2 separate regions of the Homo sapiens genome follow, and region 1 is linked to region 2. The links are chromatin contacts, found by Hi-C or POLR2A ChIA-PET in ENCODE. All regions are on one chromosome and are shown on one strand. The core of a region is the stretch at or near the end of the contact, and the rest is flanking DNA. Distances in the headings are between cores, read along the strand shown.

What was found. A loop is a pair of places that touch in the nucleus more often than their neighbours do. ChIA-PET counts read pairs that join two places held with the same protein, here RNA polymerase II (POLR2A). Pooled maps may share reads with other maps.
Region 1: a loop to region 2 is called in a pooled map, with 5 times the contacts of the local background. The contact joins the enhancer-like site here to the promoter of GALM in region 2. A Hi-C loop is called at or near these places in 1 of 168 maps with a recorded cell type or tissue (naive thymus-derived CD4-positive, alpha-beta T cell), 2 of 37 single-sample maps with no recorded cell type and 12 of 50 pooled maps. POLR2A ChIA-PET finds 5 or more read pairs at or near these places in 6 of 52 experiments (B cell, CD4-positive, alpha-beta T cell, HepG2 and 3 more).

What each region holds. Positions count from the first base shown.
Region 1 is chr2:38,534,857-38,537,556 of GRCh38, reverse strand. No RefSeq gene overlaps it. Among named protein-coding and RNA genes, the nearest start is that of LINC02613, 20 kb to the right of the region's middle. RefSeq lists a silencer at 1,341-1,400 and an enhancer at 984-1,594. Within about 2 kb of position 1,361, at least 9 of the 41 ENCODE cell types and tissues checked have a DNase peak (open chromatin) inside an H3K27ac peak, as active enhancers do.
Region 2 is chr2:38,664,713-38,667,412 of GRCh38, reverse strand. GALM (galactose mutarotase) reads right to left here and starts at 1,299. Exons shown (of 7, transcript NM_138801.3): 1 at 1,062-1,299. The coding sequence starts at 1,251. RefSeq lists enhancers at 522-1,034, 1,035-1,547.

The DNA of each region.
Region 1 (2,700 bases), core at 112-2,611, 130 kb after region 2:
AACTCCATCTCAAAAAAAAAAGGCCGGGTGCTGTGGCTCACACCTGTAATCCCAGCACTTTGAGTGGCCTAGGCGGGTGGATCACAAGGTCAGGAGTTCAAGACCGGCCTGGCCAACGCGGTGAAACCCCATCTCTACTAAAAATACAGAAATTAGCTGGGCATGGTGGCGGGCGCCTGTAATCCCAGCTAGTTGGAAGGCTGAGGCAGGAGAATTGCTTGAAACCAGAACACGGAGTTTGCAGTGAGCCGAGATCATGCCACTGTCCTCCAGCCCGGGGGAAAGAGAGATACTCCATCTCAAAAATAAATTAAAAAAAAAAAAAAAGGTTAAACCCCAATAGTGTCTTTCTTTTGAGTGAAAATGTTTTTAAAAATTAATAATTCATAGAACTTGCATAACGAATAAATATATAAATGCATAAAATATAGCTAACACTGGTGCTTACTATGTACTAGGCATATATGTTATATATGTACATAATTTTGTATATTATACATGCATATGATTATATGCATACATACATTTATATGCACTTACATTAAATATGTAAAACACACACGTATAAATATATATGGTGTATCAACTCATTTAATTCCTGTCAACAATTCATGACGTGAGTTCTAAGTAAATTATTTGCATGTGCAGATGAGGTAATGGGGTTATATACGGGGTTAAATAACGCACCCAAGGTCATTAAACAGGATTTGAACTCAGCAATTTTGGCTCCAGAACTCATGCTCCCCGCTGCCTGTATCCATGCGGGTCTGTATTGTCGCCAACAACTTTCCCCACCACAGTTTAACTTTTTTTTTTTTTTTTTTTTTTTTTGAGACGGAGTCTTGCTCTGTTGCCCAGGCCGGAGTGGAGCGGTGTGATCTCGGCTCACTGCAACCTCCGCTCCCAGGTTCAAGCGATTCTCCTGCCTCGGCCTCTTGAGTAGCTGGGATTACAGGTGCACGCCACCAAGCCCGGCTAATTTTTGTATTTTTTGTAGAGACGGGGTTTCAGACGCGCCCAGCCCACAGTTTAATTTTTATTTTTGAATTGATTTGGGAGTGGGGGGTGGGGTGGAAACTTTTTTTTTTTTAACTGTCCGGCAATTTTGCTGAAGCTACCTGTCCAGGTTGGCCCCGGGGCGTGCCTCTTGGCACCGAACTGGGGCGCCTGAGCCTCGGCAGTGCGGGCGGTGGGTCGGCTCGGGTGACCGGTTACCCCCGGTCTTGGGTCCTTTGCACCGCGGCGATCCGACCGCCTCAGAGCGGCGCGCAGGTAGCCGTGTGGCGCCACCTGGTGGCCGGAGCCCCAGACTCGATCCACAGCAGCGCGCGCCCGGGCCTTCGCGGTGGGAACGCAACCCTGGCTAACAGAACTGCGACCGCTCCGCGCACTCCCGGGGCGTGGTTGAGGACAAAGCCAAAGCCCAGGGTGGCGGGGAGGAGGTGGGCGGCCACAACCCCAAGGGAGATGGGCCTTGGACCTTAGCCTGGAGGATCTTCTCCGCTAAGGAGGGAGACCCAGGAGGCTCGCTCGCGGTCCGCGCAGCCCAGGCCTGCCACCCTGACCGCGCCTCCTCGGAGCCCGCAGCTCCACCTTTGATCAAGTGGGAATTAACTTGAGAAAGGGGTGCTGCCTAAGGACTTTTAAAACGAACTCTTTAACATTTCCAAGTACTTACCCTTCATGTATGTGTGTACATAATCTATGTCTATTTCTTTATATCATCACTTATTTCCAGAAAGGGTATGAAAGCTGGAATGACGTCATATAATGCCATTTTTTTTTCCCTCACGACAGCCCTCTTACGCTTGTGAAGAACGCATGTGCTGACCCCCAGAGCCTGGTCCTGCCGAGCTGCTCCCTGGTGCTGGGGAAAGGTGGCACAACTGTAGAGACAGAAGAGTATTTTGGGGGCCTGGCAGGGGGCAGAGTGTTCACGGTGGTCCAGAAGGTGCAGCCGCATCAGGGCAGGAGGCTGGGAACCGCTTTCTCTCGCCCATAAACCTGCCAAGGAGATCTGGAAGGCCTGCGGAACGTCCTACCTGTACCAGGTGGGCCGGCGGGACTGCATTTGCTACCGGACCAAGAAGGCAAATCTCCCTGGTAGGTGCTCCCTTTCCTAGTGTCTGCACAGCTGCAAGCTAAGGAAGCTCTTCGCTGGGTCCTGCAGCATACAGGCCGCGGGTGAGGTGCAGTCGCCTCCTGTCACAGGCAGCAGGGCTTCCGTGCCACAGAGGGAGGGCAGCCCCTCCAAGGCAGGGCCTCACCCCTCATCCAGACCTGTCTGAACATTCTGCAACGAACGCCCAAGTCCATGGATGCTTCCCTGGCCAAGGCCTGGACCGGCCTCTCTTGGACTTTATGAGTACTGTGTTATTGTGCGTATGGGCACGCCTCCCCATAAAGGGTGAGGTCATCCACTGAGGAAGAAGAACATTTCTCAAAATTGCGCCTGAGATCTGAGCAGGGAAACTTGAGCAGGACTGAATCTCTAGGCAGCTACTACAGTGTTTCCCTCTGTGGGCATTTGATAGATATTTGGTGCTTGCTTCTCTTCTGCTCCCACATAAAACCTCAAGATTCCATCCTCCAAGGAGTCGGTTCCGCCTGTCACTTCACTCCAAGCTCAGCTTCAGAGATAAGGCTTCAGAAGAGAAATGCGTCTTCCCACATATGGCTCTGTTTTGAACTTAAAAACAG
Region 2 (2,700 bases), core at 50-2,549:
TATTTTTAGTAGAGACAGGGTTTCACCATGCTGGCCAGGCTGGTCTGGCCAACATGTAACCATGAGCCAAGTTACATATCTTACGTATCGGAAGAACCAAACAGACAGAATGACACACCAAAAGGAAAACCTCAAACCTCCTCTCCAGCAGAATTTGTCTACGCCCCAACCACTGAGCAGAGAGTATTAACTCTCAGTTTCCCTTTGCCAGCTTTATTTCACACCTCATTTTCTGTCTAGTTACACCATGGTGCTAAGAGAGCATGATGTACATTTTCCTTTGCTGCAATCAAGCTGCAATTGTCATTCTTTATTTATGCAATTACTGAGTTAAAGTCTATCTCCCCAGCCAAACCGCAAGAGTGGGGACCTTGTCTGTCCTGTTTAATGAGGTCATCGGATTAATAGAGTTGTCAAATGTATTAATTAATGCCTGATCCTAATTGCCCATGGATTCTGGGATAAAAGTCCATCCTAGTTGGTAGGAGACCTGATCTCTGAGAAGACACTGAGTTGGTCTTCTCTATTTTGTTCCTAAATGGTTATTGGGTAGCTGGTGTACTAGGCAACCACTGAGCTTAGTGGAGCATTTCTGAGACAACCAGGCCTCAAAGAGAATCTGATCAAGGAAGAAGGAAGTAGAAGAGGCAAGTATTTGAATTTCCTTCTTCAGAAGGGAAGAAGTGGGAGCCACACCCCCTCTTGCCTGCTCTTTCCTCTCCAGCCTTCTCCAGGTATCAGGCAGTTCAAAGATTAGGCAGTTCAAAGATCGCTCCAGGATCGCTGAAGTGTATCATACCATCAGCTGACCTTTTACGTTAACTGGGGCAAAGCCTGAACGGATAACCAGAGGCCAACTGCCATAGTTTATTTATTACAGTTTTTCCCAAATGCTGGATGGCCACACGGCCCTCTATGATGCATGCGCTTGCAAGTCAGACGGTCCCAAGCTAGGCGACTTTCCCCCTTGGTCCCTCGCATTGCAAGTGGCCCGCTAGATCCGGGAGGTATGTAGCGTGGGCCTGGGGCCTGCTCGCAGCCCAGGGCACAGTTCAACCCACCTTCCAACTCGGCGAAGCCAAGCACCACGTCCGAGGCTCTCCCCTGCCTGTCTTTGACCTCTAGGGCTGTGATCGTGCAGCCCCAGGAGATGATGTCCACTCTCAAGAGGTCTGACTGCAGCTGGAACTTCTCCACTGTCCCTCCTCCCGAGGGCAGCTCTCCAAACACGGCCCTGGTCACCGAAGCCATAGGGAAAGTTTGGCGTGTGCAGCCACTGCCCGCTCTTCAAACTCCAGCGCTCGCTAAGCTAGAGGCGACCCAAGTTTACAGGAGAAGGGGCGTGACTCGGCTCAGACTCCTCCCTTTCCCTGCCTGGATTTAGGGAGTGACCGTTCCTGCAAAAAATAGCCCCTGGGGCCTTTCTAAATCAATCATTTGCCTGAGGGTAACAAGAGGGGCAAACTTTGCAGCCACACTTGTACTTTTTTTCCTTGGCTCGTCCTGGTTGCATTGCATGTTGGGAATGGTAGTTTTTGGGAGGTGAAATTGCATTTTGGGGCTTGTAGTCTTTCTAAACTCGAATCCTGGGTTGACGGGGTTCTACCCCCATCTCCCCACACCTCAACATGTAATGAGCTGGTCATTAATGTCGGTGGCTATCAGACGAAGAATGGGAAAATACAGATAGCAGACTTACAGTGAGACCGATCTTGGGAAAAAATTAGATTTTAACTCTTTGATACAGGGGGTAAGAAGTACAGCAGTAGTTGGCCGGCTCGGTGGCTCACGCCTGTAATCCCAGCACTTTGGGAGACCGAGGCAGGCGGATCACGAGGTCAGGAGATTGAGACCTTCCTGGCTAACACGGTGAAACCCCGCCTCTACTAAAAATACAAAAAAAAAAAAAAAAAAAAAAAAAAAAAAAAATTAGCTGGGAGTGGTGGTGGGGGCCTGTAGTCCCAGCTACTCGGGAGGCTGAGGCAGGAGAATGGCGTGAACCCGTGAGGCGGAGCTTGCAGTGAGCCGAGATCACGCCACTGCACTCCAGCCTGAGTGACAGAGCGAGACTCCGTCTCAAAACAACAACAACAACAACAACAAAGTACAGTAGTAGCTTAGAAATGAGGTAAATCATCTCAGGCTTCTCTGCACACAGACTTACTGAAGATTCACTCTTTTTGTCCCACGGATGAAGTCCTGGACATGGTTCTGTTAGAGCCACTGCCCAGAAGGCTCTCCTGACGGCCAAAGCTGTGCCAGCCTCGAGGAGCTTGGACCAGACAGGGTCAGGTAGATGGATTAGGCCCTCGGTGTGCGGAGGTGATTAGAGACAGCCTCAGACTTATTTTACTTCAAGGGACTGGAAAGGGACCTCTGGTGTCTTCTGGCTCCTGAAGTCCACAGTTCCTTTAAGAAGGGATTCAGGGAACAAGTATTGATTGAGGTCCTTGTAAATGCCAGGTACTGAACCTTTGTTATCTCCTTTTCTACAAGTAGGATGGAGTCTTCAGGTATGTACAGTTGGAGAGGAAAGACACTAAGGTTATTAAATAATTGTCTTGCTTGATTGTGTCTCAGAATTTGCTGAGGACATTTAAAATGCATATTCCCAGTCCCCACCTCTGGAATTTCTAATTCTGGAAGTCTAGGGTGAAACTCAGGAATCTGCATTTTTCATGTTCCCAAGTTATTCTTCTG